Regions from separate parts of the Homo sapiens genome. Here region 2 is linked to region 1. A link is a contact called in ENCODE Hi-C data. All regions are on one chromosome and are shown on one strand. Each heading gives the region's core, a stretch centred on a gene start or an enhancer-like site at or near the end of the contact. The rest is flanking DNA. Distances are from core to core; before and after follow the strand shown. Region 1 holds the start of FTO (FTO alpha-ketoglutarate dependent dioxygenase). Region 2 holds the start of CFAP20 (cilia and flagella associated protein 20).

The links. A loop is a pair of places that touch in the nucleus more often than their neighbours do. Pooled maps may share reads with other maps.
Region 2: a map of CD8-positive, alpha-beta T cell shows a loop between it and region 1 (21-fold over the local background). The contact joins the promoter of CFAP20 here to the promoter of FTO in region 1. A Hi-C loop is called at or near these places in 2 of 168 maps with a recorded cell type or tissue (CD8-positive, alpha-beta T cell and naive thymus-derived CD4-positive, alpha-beta T cell), 1 of 37 single-sample maps with no recorded cell type and 9 of 50 pooled maps.

What each region holds. Positions count from the first base shown.
Region 1 is chr16:53,698,553-53,705,496 of GRCh38, forward strand. FTO (FTO alpha-ketoglutarate dependent dioxygenase) reads left to right here and starts at 5,604. Exons shown (of 9, transcript NM_001080432.3): 1 at 5,604-5,677. The coding sequence starts at 5,633. RPGRIP1L (RPGRIP1 like) reads right to left here and starts at 5,307. Exons shown (of 27, transcript NM_015272.5): 1 at 5,251-5,307; 2 at 2,087-2,178. The coding sequence starts at 2,171. RefSeq lists a silencer at 5,217-5,266 and enhancers at 5,302-5,802, 5,417-5,826.
Region 2 is chr16:58,126,718-58,133,626 of GRCh38, forward strand. CFAP20 (cilia and flagella associated protein 20) reads right to left here and starts at 2,664. Exons shown (of 6, transcript NM_013242.3): 1 at 2,315-2,664. The coding sequence starts at 2,398. LOC101927556 (a long non-coding RNA gene) reads left to right here and starts at 2,167. Exons shown (of 4, transcript NR_188516.1): 1 at 2,167-2,946. RefSeq lists silencers at 325-394, 2,189-2,328, 3,451-3,688 and enhancers at 1,928-2,849, 2,389-2,558, 2,850-3,770.

The sequences.
Region 1 (6,944 bases), core at 4,354-6,853:
CCCCCCGCCCGGCCAGCCGCCTCGTCCAGGAGGTGAGGGGCGCCTCTGCCCGGCCGCCCCTACTGGGAAGTGAGGAGCCCCTCTGCCCGGCCAGCCGCCCCGTCGGGAGGGAGGTGGGGGGGTCAGCCCCCCGCCCGGCCAGCCGCACCGCCCGGGAGGGAGGTGGGGGGGTCAGCACCCCGCCCGGCCAGCCGCCCCGTCTGGGAGGGAGGTGGGGGGGTCAGCCCCCCACCCGGCCAGCCGCCTCGTCCGGGAGGTGAGGGGCGCCTCTGCCCGGCCGCCCCTACTGGGAAGTGAGGACCCCTCTGCCCAGCCACCACCCCGTCTGGGAGGTGTGCCCAACAGCTCATTGAGAATGGGCCATGATGACAATGGTGGTTTTGTGGAATAGAAAGCGGGGAAAGGTGGGGAAAAGATTGAGAAATCGGATGGTTGCCGTGTCTGTGTGGAAAGAAGTAGACATGGGAGACTTTTCATTTTGTTCTGTACTAAGAAAAATTCTTCTGCCTTGGGATCCTGTTGATCTGTGACCTTACCCCGCAACCCTGTGCTCTCTGAAACATGTGCTGTGTCCACTCAGGGTTAAATGGATTAAGGGCAGTGCAAGATGTGCTTTGTTAAACAGATGCTTGAAGGCAGCATGCTCGTTAAGAGTCATCACCACTCCCTAATCTCAAGTACCCAGGGACACAAACACTGAGGAAGGCCTCAGGGTCCTCTGCCTAGGAAAACCAGAGACCTTTGTTCACTTGTTTATCTGCTGACCTTCCCTCCACTATTGTCCTATGACCCTGCCAAATCCCCCTCTGTGAGAAACACCCAAGAATGATCAATAAAAAAAAAAAAAAAAAAAAAAAAATTGGTATTTTCCATATCATTGTGAAGAAGGTCGATTTTCAACAATTCTCCAATAGAAACAAAGAACAACTGATAGAGACTAAGGTCCTGTGATAGGTTACTGAGCACAAGAATTGAACTTATAGAGTATCAAAACCCAATAAATCACTTTGCACACTTACAAGTTATTTGTATAATACTTGATACTCCCTGAAAGATCTGCAGAGCAAAGCTTACACATACTTTTTACTTCTAACAATAAAATCTGTGTAGCCAAAAATTAGCCGGCATGGCGGCGAACACCTGTAAACCCAGCTACATGGCAGGCTGAGGCAGGAGAATCGCTTAAATCCGGGAGGCGGAGGTTGTAGTGAGCGGAGGTCGCGCCACTGCACTCCAGCCTGGGCGACAGAGCGAGACTTCGTCTCAAAAAAAAAAAAAAAAAAAAAAATTTCTGTGTAGCCAAATTTTATCTTTTTCAATAAACAATACATTGACCACTTTTCTGGTTTTCACAGTGGCCATTTACACTGTTCTGATTGAAAAGTGTATGTAGATTCCTAAATGGAATGTATCTTAAATCCCTAGCCTTCTCAGGCTAGAGGGGGATTTTACGTTTTCTATGAGCTGTTGATAATCGATACATGCATGACAGCATAGCTGACACAATGGACACACAAAGATAAACACAGCTCTCTGTTCTAAATTGTTCTTTAAAGTAGTGCTTTTCTTTCTCAATTTGAAAGTGCTTTTTAGCTCTACAGCAACTACTAAGTGATAAAAGGATAAAGAAAACCTTTAATCCATATTAATTCGATAAAAAAGTCACTATCATGTGAGATATTCCACTTAAAAGGCAAAACACTTAAAATACGGCCTTTCCTCCCATATAAAATTTAAACACAAAGAAATGTTTTAACACTGAATGTAATTTAAACCAGGCAATTCAGTTTGGAGGCTTGATACTCTCTATGTAGTTTCTACTGATGTGAGGAATTTTAAAAAGATGATTTATGTTAATTCTTTATCAGAACAGAGGGGGGACTGTACATTTTCTATGAGCTGTTGATAACTGATGCATGTAGTAAAATACCATATGTGTTCTAAACTCTCCATCTTTTTGTTTAGTCCAATCAAGGACTATATAGTTACTTAAATGGTTTGGTTTGTATGAGTATAAGAAATACTTTAAATTAAAAGTAGTCAGTGATCAAAGTTCATAACTGTAATAAATAACAGCTGGCCATACCTTGTAACCCTCCCATTCCAAAGAGGTTTAGACCTGTATCTTTCACAGGCAAGTCTCCTGCAGTCTCATCAGTTGGACCAGACATGGCCTAGCTGTGGAAAAAAGAAAATTCAAATAAACTCTTTCCAAATTATTACATTAACTATGCAATGGAATGAACCAAATAAAACGAAAAAGGGACTAGAACTTTAATGGGCATCTTATTGTCCACATGTGCTGCTTGGAGAAGATGAAAGCTTCTATTCTAATAGTACTACTACATTCAGTCATGGAGACAGTGTTCCTTTCAACAGTGTATTTCCTATAGTTTGCTTAGGAAATGAAGTAAGATTATCATTTAAGAAATACCTCCTCTCCATCCCTTTCCTCTCCCCAGCCTCCAAAAGAAAGCAGATATCTTGGAAAAAACTCAGGTCAGGAACTTGATTCAAATGGTTGCTCTATCATTAACAAACTAGTCAAGCCACCTAAACTCTCTGAGTTTCAGTCTCTCAGTTTTAAAAATGGAGAAAATAATACCTATCTCAGAGAGTTATTCTAAGGGTAAATGGGATGAGTAAATTAAAAGCACTGATCACATGTGCCTGGGATGTCAATATTACTCAAATATTGTCTGCTTGATGTACAAATGAGTGGGCAGTTCTGTGCATTTTGTGAGTTTTGTGAAAGAGGTTTCGTTGCATAAATTTACCAACTGGGTTTGTGTTTTTTTGTGTGTGTGTCTTGCCTTTGTTGCCATGAGGCCTAGGTCTCACCCAGGGTTCAACTACTTCAACATATAGGCTCTCTAGCTAATTCTAGTATTTTTGTAGTTTCTATTCTTTACAGAAATACACCATAGTAACTCTATTTTGAGTATGGATGTGAGTGGTCCACACAATATCTAGTATGCAAAAATAAAGGATTTTATATTTTCATTTCAATCTACCTAGTAAGCTACATGCAAACTGTGAATGAAGATACTCTAAAGGGCAGAGTTCTTAAGCTCTAGGATATTGGTTCTAGAATGTAAAGACCAAGACAGTAGCAAGCTTCATTGTCTTGTTCAGCTCTGTATTCTTGGAGGCTAGCATAGAGCGTGGTGCATTCTGAGAGCAGGCATTCATTAAATAGTTGTTGAGTGAGTGAATGGAGTCCATGGGGTTTCAGGGTCTGTGAACCCAGAGATGGTTTACCAAATTTTGTATGTATATGTATATATGCAATATCTTTTAAAGAGGGTTCATAACTTTTATTACAACTCGCAAATGGTGGAGAACCATTGCATTTTGCTTTTACAGAAACAGCTAACAGACAAATCCTTGGGAGATCATCTACTTCTTTTGGAAGTACTCCTATAGAAAAGGTCAATTTTTAGGATCCTGTTGACACATAGGCCCGTGTATGAAAATGATTAGTTTTCCATGACAGAGTTAAGGTCACTTTAAAAATAATAATGATGATGATGATGATGATGGTGTTAACATTCATTGAACGCTTACTATGTGCCAGGTACTGTTCTAAGTGTTCTGTTATAGGAATGAAGTGTCTCACCATATCCTTGTGAGGCTGTTACTCAAATGATTCCTGCTTTACAAATGAGGAAGCTGAGACACAGATTAGTTAACTCACTTAAGGTGGTAGTTGAAAGTATTAATAGTTGTGTCTGGTGATATTTTTGGTTGTCACAACAAGGAAGCGGGATGCTACTGGCATCTAGTGAGTAGAGGCCATGGATGATGCTAAATATCTTACAGTGCTTAGGAGACATAATAATGAATTATCCAGCCCAAAATGTTAATAATAGTGTAGAAGCTGAAAAACCCTGCACAATGCTGCAATGCCTCTCCAACACCATCTTATGTTATCCTTCTTTGCTCACTATGCTTCACTTACATTATTCTTTACTTTCCTCGAACCCCCCATACCCTTGTCTTGCTCAAGGCCTTTGTATTAGCTGGTTCCTTAATCTTTGGAGCTCAGTTCACTTCCTCAGACAGGTTTTCCCTGACCATCCTATGTTAGAGTAGTCTTCCTTACATTTCTTCACTGTTTATTTCTTTTCTTTTCTTTTTTTTTTTTTTGAGACAGGGTCTTGCTATGTTGCCCGGGCTGGCCTTGAATTCATGGGTTCAAGTGATCCTCCCACCTCAGCCTCCCGAGTAGCTGGAACTACATGTGCGTGCCACCAAGCATGGCTTGTATCTCTTATAGCAACTGCCTCTATCTGAAGTTATCAGATAAAATTATTGTTTGTCTCCACTAAAAAAGGATAAACATCTTGAGACGGGTATTAGTCTTGTTCACAACTGTTCAGGAACAGTGCCTGGTACAGGGTGGGAACCAACATTAATATTTATTGAATGATTGGCTGTGCGTGGTGGCTCACACCTGTAATCCCAGCACTTTGCGAGGCCGAGACGGGCGGCTGACTTCAGGCCAGGAGTTCGAGACCAGCCTGGCCAACATGATGAAACCCTGTCTCTACTAAAAATACAAAAATTAGCTGGGTGTGGTGGCACACGCCTGTAATCCCAGCTACTCGGGAGGCTGAGGCAGAAGAATCGCTTGAACCTGGGAGGAGGAGTTTGCAGTAAGCTGAGGTCTTACCACTGCACTCCAGCCTGGGCAACGGAGCAAGAACCTGTCACACACACAAAAAAAAGAATAAAGAAAAAATATTTATTGAATGAATAAATGAATATCAGGTACTGAGATTAAAATGGCAAGCAAAACCCCCGCCTTTATGAAGCTAGCAAGTTATGGAGGTAATCACATGATAAACAAATAATATATAATTAAGCAAACAATAGACCACTCAGGAGGTTTAGGGTCTACCAACCAACTCCTAATCCAGGGCAAATGAGCAAACTGTGTTAGGGACCTACAACTTGCAGGATCTGGATAGAGATGGCAATTAGCAGCATCAACTCTCACCTTCATGGCTGGGATATAACATTTCAAATTGGTCCTGGACGTGGGGATAAAGGGCGGCCTGTGATTCAGGCCTGAGGATGTGGAGGTGTCTTGGGCTGGGCTGCTTTCACGCCAGCAGAACTCCAGGGCCAACTCCAGGGCCTTCTCCAGGCGGCAGAGCGGACCCTAGGACCCCGGCCCGCGCTGCAGTGGGGAGGGTCAGCAACCTCCACCCACCCTCATCCTCCCCCATCCTCCCGGGTACTCACCGTGCCACTGGCCCTGCAGCTAGCTACCGTTGCTATAGCGCCGACAGCGTGGCGGGCGGCTGGCCGAGAGGAGCACGGGAGAAACATGGCAGGCTCCCGTAGCCTCCTGGGAAATGTAGTTCTCCTTGGACTCTAGCCTGTTTGCTCGCGGGGTAGCGGACTACGCTCTTCCAGCTGTCGGACCTGGGAAATTCTCCTGTGCTAAATCCCGTGGCGCTCGCGGGTGTCGCCGCGGTGCATCCTGGGAGTTGTAGTTTTTTCTACTCAGAGGGAGAATAGCTCCAGACGGGAGCAGGACGCTGAGAGAACTACATGCAGGAGGCGGGGTCCAGGGCGAGGGATCTACGCAGCTTGCGGTGGCGAAGGCGGCTTTAGTGGCAGCATGAAGCGCACCCCGACTGCCGAGGAACGAGAGCGCGAAGCTAAGGTATGTCGGGCTCCCGGGGCCTGGAGATCTTCGTGCGCTGTGAGCAAGGATCAGGGAACCGGAAGGGCTTGGTTTGATGGCGAGCGGATGCGCGGTGTTAAACTAAGGGATGACAGGGCCTTGTCAGCAAGGGACCTGGAGATATTAGAGGGGATGTTACAAATTCGTGCTCTTCAGGATGCAGGCCGAGTCTTGTTGGATCGGCTCAAAAATGAGAAGCAAGATACCCATTTCCTTGTCCTTCTTCTGCATCTATTCCTTGGTTAAATTTGTCGCCATCCCTGTGCCTCAGTTTACCGGATTCTCAGATGACTGTGATCATACCAGCTGTGCTTTCTCATAATGGTCTCTGAGGACTGAGATCGGCTTAGATGAAATATCTGTGCAGTCAGCTGTGTTTCTTTGGAACAATTGTCTCCGTGACCGGCTGATAACAGTTTGTGTCTTTTAGCGCTGTGGATATGAATCTTTAACTACATTGCTCCTCTCTACCTTTGATGTTCAGCTTCTGGTAGTTGCCATTCCATGGGATGACCATAATAATGGCAACAGAGATTTTAAAAAGCATTTATTGTGGGTCAGGCACTGTATTAAGTGCATAATATTTAAATTATTTCATATCATTGTCACAGCAGATTGCAAGATAGATATTATACAGATGGAGTATAAATAACAGCCCAGCTTCACAGATGAAGAACTGAGGCTCAGAAGCATTGAGTGTTTTCCTTTCTCTCATTCCCAAACTCAGATCCTGTTGATTTGTCTACGTATATTGGGAATATGCCCACTTTTTTTTTTTTTCATCTCCACTACCTTGGACCAAGCTACCATTATCTTTTTAATAGACTGTTGGAATAGCCTATTGATTGGCCTACACTCACTCTACACCCTAACTTAACTCTTCTTCCACCTTCTCTCCCTTCCCTCAACTACCATTCTCTTCTGCACACCATAGAGTAAGATCTTCGTGAAATGCAAATATAATTATGTCCCTTTCCTTTCTCCTTACTCTGCCAACCACCTGTTTAAAAATATTCCATGGCTTTCTGTTGCTCTTAGGATAAAGGCAAAACTTCACATTGCCTACAAGATCCTGCATGATCTGGACCCTACCTGCTTTCACAACCCCATTGGATATGACACTCTGCTCTCTGCCTACCAGTCACTTTGGCCTTCTTAAAAGTCACTCTTCACTATACTTTATCGGGCTTCAGGGCCTTTGCACATGTCATTTGCTGCCTACTCTATGTTAGGCAAATATTGGCAG
Region 2 (6,909 bases), core at 1,414-3,913, 4.4 Mb after region 1:
CCAAGTCTACACAAAGCCTGTCACTAAGCTGTCGCTCAATAAATCTTTGATAAGTACATCAATTCCCAGTGTTCCCCCTACTGGATTGAATTTCCAGCACTTTATGCAGACATAGCTGAGAAAAAGCACACACGACAAAGCTGAGGGATACGGCCCCAAACTTTCCTTTTTCTTCTCTTTCCTTCCCTTGCCCCAAGAGGGGAAAAATCCTCAATTCTAAATATTTTTCAATTGAGTCTAAATAAGAAGAGTTAGAAACACAAAATTAGCTTTTACCGTTGTGAAGATTTTGCTTGAAATGAGTGTTCTAAAGGTTTTGCCAAAATGTCTGTTTAATTTACTCCAAGTAACCATGCCAATCGATTTAACAATGTTTTCACACGTGTTTATGTCATTAGGGTACCATCCGACCTCTAGTGGCGTTGTTAAGGGACACAGTGCACCATGGTTACTATGCTTTTATATTCTTGGGTAAACATGTTGACTATTCAAAAAGCCTCATTTGAAAAATAAAACACAGCACACAAGATCAAGCCCAGAAGGGTTAAAATGGAAAACTGATACAAGTTTCGTAACAGAAATTCTGAGGCCTCCCTACTACTGGAATTCTTTCAGCTTTAGTAAGTTCTCTATCTGCTCTGAAAACCTCTCCTCCTAGGTCAAGTCCCATTCTCGATTTCAATTGCCTTATACTGACACTTTGTTACAATTCAGTTTCCAAATTCCACTGGCACAGAGGGCCCCCCTCTCTTCATGCCTTCTGACAGCCCATAACTGAGTCAAGTGACAGCTGGGAAGCCAACCTCCTTACGGAGTTCCCAGGCACCCTGGGCTCTCTTTGTACAGATGCAATTTACAGTTTACAATGCTTTATTCCATTGTGAAAAAATACATGAAACTAAAAACCTCAGTAACGCAGCAACGTTAAGGAACTGCTTTCCTGTACTCTGGCACTAGCTCTAGCTTGTGGATAGAATCATCTGAAAGAGAAGAGATGGGCAGATTTTACATACACAAAGGCCCAACTTCATTATATTCAGATTTTTCAACTATCTTATGAAAGTAACACTATGGACACACCATCCTAAAAGCTGCCCTCAGAACGCAGAGTTCCCTAGTGGTGACAGGCAGAAAGCTGCTCATGTTCTCTCCCAACTTTATGTGGCCCTCATAAAGAGCTCTCATGTGTGGATAAGGGAATACAGAGACGTGTTCCAAGATAAAATTCAAAATTCTTGGCTTCATTACCAATAAATCCTACTGAGATTATTCCACATGCATCTCTCTAAAAAGCAGCATTCGGCATACCCACACTCGCCATTCTCCCAGAGAGCAGTACTAAGAATATGACTTAAATTTCACATTGGAGTGCCTCCCGTAACTTATATTCAAGAAATAGTACAGCTGATTGCCTGGGAATTTGCATGAAGAACGAAATACCAAAGTAATAAAATGCAGACCAATTCATAGACAGCTAGATCTTTCTTCACATCTGCAAAAAACAGATTCATCATCTCGTGGGGCCAAACACATATCATCTAGTGGATGCCTGAATAAAGATGAGGCCTGTACTTGGCTCTGAGTTTATTAATCCAAACAAGACTTTGACTGTCAGCATTCTGCAGTTTTCCTGATGGAGAAATCAGGCACCGAGGGCATAGTACAGGCAAGTCACAGTGAGTGTGGAGCAGGTGCCAAGGGCCACTGAATTCTGACTTATTTGGGATCAGTGGGAGGAAGGGAGCAAATGAATGCAATTTAAACATCACTGGCTTGGCCGGAGTCTTTCTGTCTGCTCCTCTGTAAGGGTGCCTGAACAAAGGCTCTGTGTCTAGTGCCCAGCACCGTGCCTGGCACAAAAACGGATATCAGTAAATATTTGGAATTCGTGAATAGCAGGTCCTTTCATCTTTACATCCCCAAAGCTCCTTCAAATAAGTTCGTGCATTTCATGCTACGAGATGGGCACCATCAACCCCATTATATTGGTGGGGAAACAGTGGCTCAAAAGAATGGACTGACCGACCAAGTCAAGACAGCAGCGAGGGTCGCGGTCCTAACCACACCACAGCTGCAGGACACTTAGATCTCAGCCACGCCCACCCACATGCACCGCCCCCCCCCCACCTCCTCCGCTGCTTACACGACGCCCCCACCTCGCGCCCCAGTCCCGCCAGGCTGGGGACAAGGCACAGCAGCGTCCTCTCGGCCTCTCCCAGGCCCCAATTCGACACAACCATTCCCCGTCCCCAGCCCCCGGACGAGGAGGGGGTGCAGCCCCTCCACCCCGCCCCGTCGCCGCCCCTAGCCCGACCTTTTTGTCCCAGATTTGCAGAGGCTTGCTGCCGATGCTGTAGAGGATGGAGAGGAAGCCGCTCTGGAACGTGTTTTTGAACATCTCGCCGGCGGCCTTCTCCTAAGCCGCCCCCGGAGCCGACCTAGGCCCCGGAGTAGATACAGGCACCGAGCGTCGAGGGCACAGCAGCAGGCCGGCCCTGTTCCGAAGAAGGGTGGTTGAGCTCCTGGCCTCCGGATCTGCAGCCACTGATGGCCGGACTCGGACGCGGCAACGCTAAGTCCGCGATCTTCAGCTCCTAAGCTGCGAGCTCAGAACGGAAACCACAGCAACTACCGTCCGCGCCGCGGTATTTCCCCGCCTTCAATGGAGGCGGAGGGCCGCCCGTTGCTTAAAATGAATCCCTCCGCCCATCTGAGCCCGCCCCCCGGGAGCGCGGGGCCCAATCCCGTTACAAGGACCACGGACTTCCGTTTCGTTCCGCCTGTAAGTCCCGCCTGGTCCCGCCTCCTCCTGAAAAGAGCTCAGTTGTCAAGGAACTATTTTTCTTGCCGTCGTCCCAGAGATGCCTTTGGAAAAGCGGAAGGGCACGGAGGGTTCTGGAGTTCGTTGCTGGCACCTGCGTGGTGTCATGAGAACGTGGCGGGGCGGTGAGTGACGTGAGGGGGCGTGACGGCCAGGCCGGGAGTAGTTGCCCGCGCGGGAGAACAGGGGCTGCGCAGGGAAAGCGGCTTTGAAAAAGAGCTTCTTGGCGTCGGGCGGACGCCCAACACATGCTTGTCGGCCAAGTACAGGATAAGGTTAAAGGGAACTAACCAATATTCAGCACTAACTGTGATAAGCGCCTAATATACATCCCTGCCTGTCATTATTCACATTGTGGCATGCAGTCAAAGCGACACTCTGAGGAAAATGTATCGCCTTAAATACATTGATTAGAAAATAAGAAAGCCCGAACATGATTAGGCCGGGCGCGGTGGCTCACGGCCGAAATCCCAGCACCTTGGGAGGCCGAGGCAGGCGGATCGCTTGAGTCCAGGAGTTCAAGACCAGCCTGGGCAAAAAAGCGAGACCCTTCCTCTACAAAAAAATACAAAAATCAGCCGGGCGTGGTGGCGCGCGCCTGTAATCCCAGCTACTTGGGGGGCTGAGGTGGGATGATCCCTTGAGCCCGGGAGGAGGAGACTGCAGTGAGCCGAGACCACGCCACTGCACTCCAGCCTGGGCGACAGAGCGAAACCCGGTCTCAAATAAATAAATAATCCTGAACATTAAGATAAAGGCAGACATTCATAAACAAAATTAAGAAAGTTGAGTTGAACCAACAGCTGATTTTTATTTTATTATTTATTTGTTTATTTATTTTTGAGACAGGATCTCGCTCTGTCACCTAGGCTGGAGTGCAGTGGCGCGATCATGGCTCACTGCAGCCTCGACCTCCCCTGCTCAGCCTATCCTTCCACCCAGTCTCCAGAGTAGCTGACTACAAGCGTGGGCCACCATGCCTGCGTTAATTTTTTGTTTTTGTAGAGACAGGGTTGCACTGTGTTGCTCAGGCTGGTCTCAAACTCAGGCTGGTCTACACTCCAGCCTGGGCAACACAGTCTCTGAAAAATAAAAATAAAAATTAATACGGCTGGGCGCGGTGGCTCACGCCTGCAATCCCAGCACTTTGGGAGGCTGAGGCAGGTGGATCACGAGGTCAAGAGATCGAGACCATTCTGGCTAACACGGTGAAACCCCGTCTCTACTAAAAATACAAAAAATTAGCCGGGCGTGGTGGCGGGCACCTGTAGTCCTAGCTACTCGGGAGGCTGAGGCAGGAGAATGGCGTGAACCCATGAGGCAGAGCTGGCAGTGAGCTGAGATCACGCCACTGCACTCCAGCCTGGGTGACAGTGAGACTCCGTCTCAAAATAAATAAATTAATAAATTAATTAATACCTAGAATATTTTAGAAAACATAAAGTAAGCTACATTTTGAGTGTAAAGGGAAATCTCAAATGTTGACATAGTCACTGAGCATCTACCTAAATATTGTATTTTTTGCCTAGGCCTGTGCTGGGTGGTATGGCTGATAGAAAAGGAGTCTGTAGCTAATATCATCATTATTAGCAGTTTTTGTCCATTATAGCAGTAAGTTGAACATTTACTATGTGTCAGGCACTATATATTAACACCTTAGCATGTATTAACTCATTCAGTCCTCACATCAGCCCCCTAAATAATCCAGCCAGAATTTCTGGACATAGTGAGAAAATATATGAATCTTATTACTGTAGAAAGTCAAAAACTTTTTATATGAAACTGTCATTTTTGGATGATTTCTGGAGAGGCTATACCTTAGACTGATGAACAATGTATCCTTTGATTTTTATTAAATTGTTAAAAATATCTTAGGCAAAAATTCCAGTTAAGAAAAGCAGACATATTAAAGAAAGAATTGACTGTAGAAGAGTTATTACGATGATTATTCAAATGCTACACACAACTTTACCCCCTTGAAAATCTGTATGAGATAAATTATTTTCTAGGAAAAAAGTGACCAATTTTGGGTCTAGAACTAGAAAACCAAATAAACAATAATCATAGAGGAAAATAAAGGTTGTGATTGCTCCCCTCCAGAAAGGTTCTGAGTCTAATTACTTTATGTGAGTTTACTTTTTTTTCTTTTTCTTTTCTCTCTTCTTTTTTTTTTTTTTTTGAGACAGAGTCTCATACTGTCACCCGGGCTGGAGTGCAATGGAGCGATCTTGGCTCACTGCAACCTCCGCTTCCTGGGTTCAAGCAATTCTCCTGCCTCTGCCTCCTGAGTAGCTGGGACTACAGACGCCCACCACCATGCCCAGCTAATTTTTTGTATTTTTAGTAGAGACAGGGTTTCACTGTGTTGGCCAGGCTGGTCTAGAACTCCTGACCTTGTGACCCTCCATCTCCCAAAGAGCTGGTATTACAGGCATGAGCCACCGCGGCCGGCCAAGTTTACTTTTTTCTGATTAATGTAATCTAATATTAAGTTCATTGAGGAAACTGTGCAAAATAACATTATGATCACTCATAATGCCATTATTCAGAAATAATTGTGTACTTTTGTGTATTGTCTGTTCATGTCTTCCTGTCTTGCCATCCTCACCTATCCATTTGACTTAAGTCATTCCCCTTCCTCAATCCAATTGTTAAAAAATACATACAGACATTCATGGAAGTTTTGTTTTAAGACAGACACAGCCAGGCGCAGTGGCGGCACCTGTAAGTCTCAGCTAACTGGGAGGCTGAGGCAGGAGGATCGCCTGAGCCTGGGAGGTTGAGACCAGCCTGGGCGACATAGTGGGACTTGTCTCAAAAAAGTAAGATAAAATAAAAATAAGCAGCACACATTTTACAAAGAAAAAGAAAAAAAACCGGCCGGGCACAGTGTCTCATGCCTGCAATCCCAGCACTTTGGGAGGCCGAGGTGGGTGGATCATTTGAGGTCAGGAGTTCGAGACCAGCCTGGTCAACATGGTGAAACCCCACCTCTACTAAAAATACAAAAATTAGCCAGTTGTGGTGGTGGGCACCTGTAGTCCCAGCTTCTAGGGAGACTGAGGCAGGAGAATCACTTGAACCTGAGAAGTGGAGGTTGCAGTGAGCCGAGATCATGCCACTGCACTCCAGCCTGGGTGACAGAGCAAGACTCTGACTCAAAAAAAAAAAAAAAAAAAAAAAAAAAAGCCAGGCACAGGGCTCACTTGTAGTCCTAGCTACTGGGGAGGCTGAAGCAGGAGGATCCCATGAACCTAGGAGGTAGAGGCTGCAGTGCTGCTATAATGAAGATGGTGAATAGCTACTGCACTCTAGCCCATCTCTAATATTTATATATGTATAAAGATACAATAGACACATACTGAGCACATTCTTTAGCACTGTGGCTTTTAAGATCCATCCATTGTACCAGTGTGCATCTAATCCATTGCTTGTAACTGCTGCTCAGTTTTCCAGGTGTGCCCCAACCACATTTTATTTGTCCATGCCTGCAGTAATGGACATCCTTATACCTGTCCTCTTAAGGACCTATATGAGAATTTTCTTTCTCTCTTTCTCTCTCTCTCTCTCTCTCTTTCTTTTGACAGAGTTTCACTCTTGTTGCCCAGGCTGGAGTGCAAGGTGCAATGGCGCAATCTTGGCTCACTGCAACCTTCACCTCCTGGGTTCAAGTGATTATCCTGCTTCAGCCTCCAGAGTAGCTGGGATTACAGGCGTGTGCCACCGCGCCCAGCTAATTTTATATTTTTAGTAGAGACGGGGTTTCTCTATATTGATCAGACTCGAACTCCTGACCTCAGGTAATTCACCCATCTTGGCCTCCCAAAGCGCTGGGATTACAGGCGTGAGCCACCGCGCCTGGCCGAGAATTTCTTTTGCATACACATGCAGTAACAGAATTTCTAGGTATTCATCTATGCATATACAACGTGTAATGTGACTAAATGGCTCTCCAAAATAGTGTACCCATTTACACTCACATTAGCAATGCATGAGGATCTCTGCAGTCACATCCAACCACCAATAATGGATGTTATTTCACTTTCTGAACTTTGCCAGTCTGATAGGTATACAATGACAATTCATTT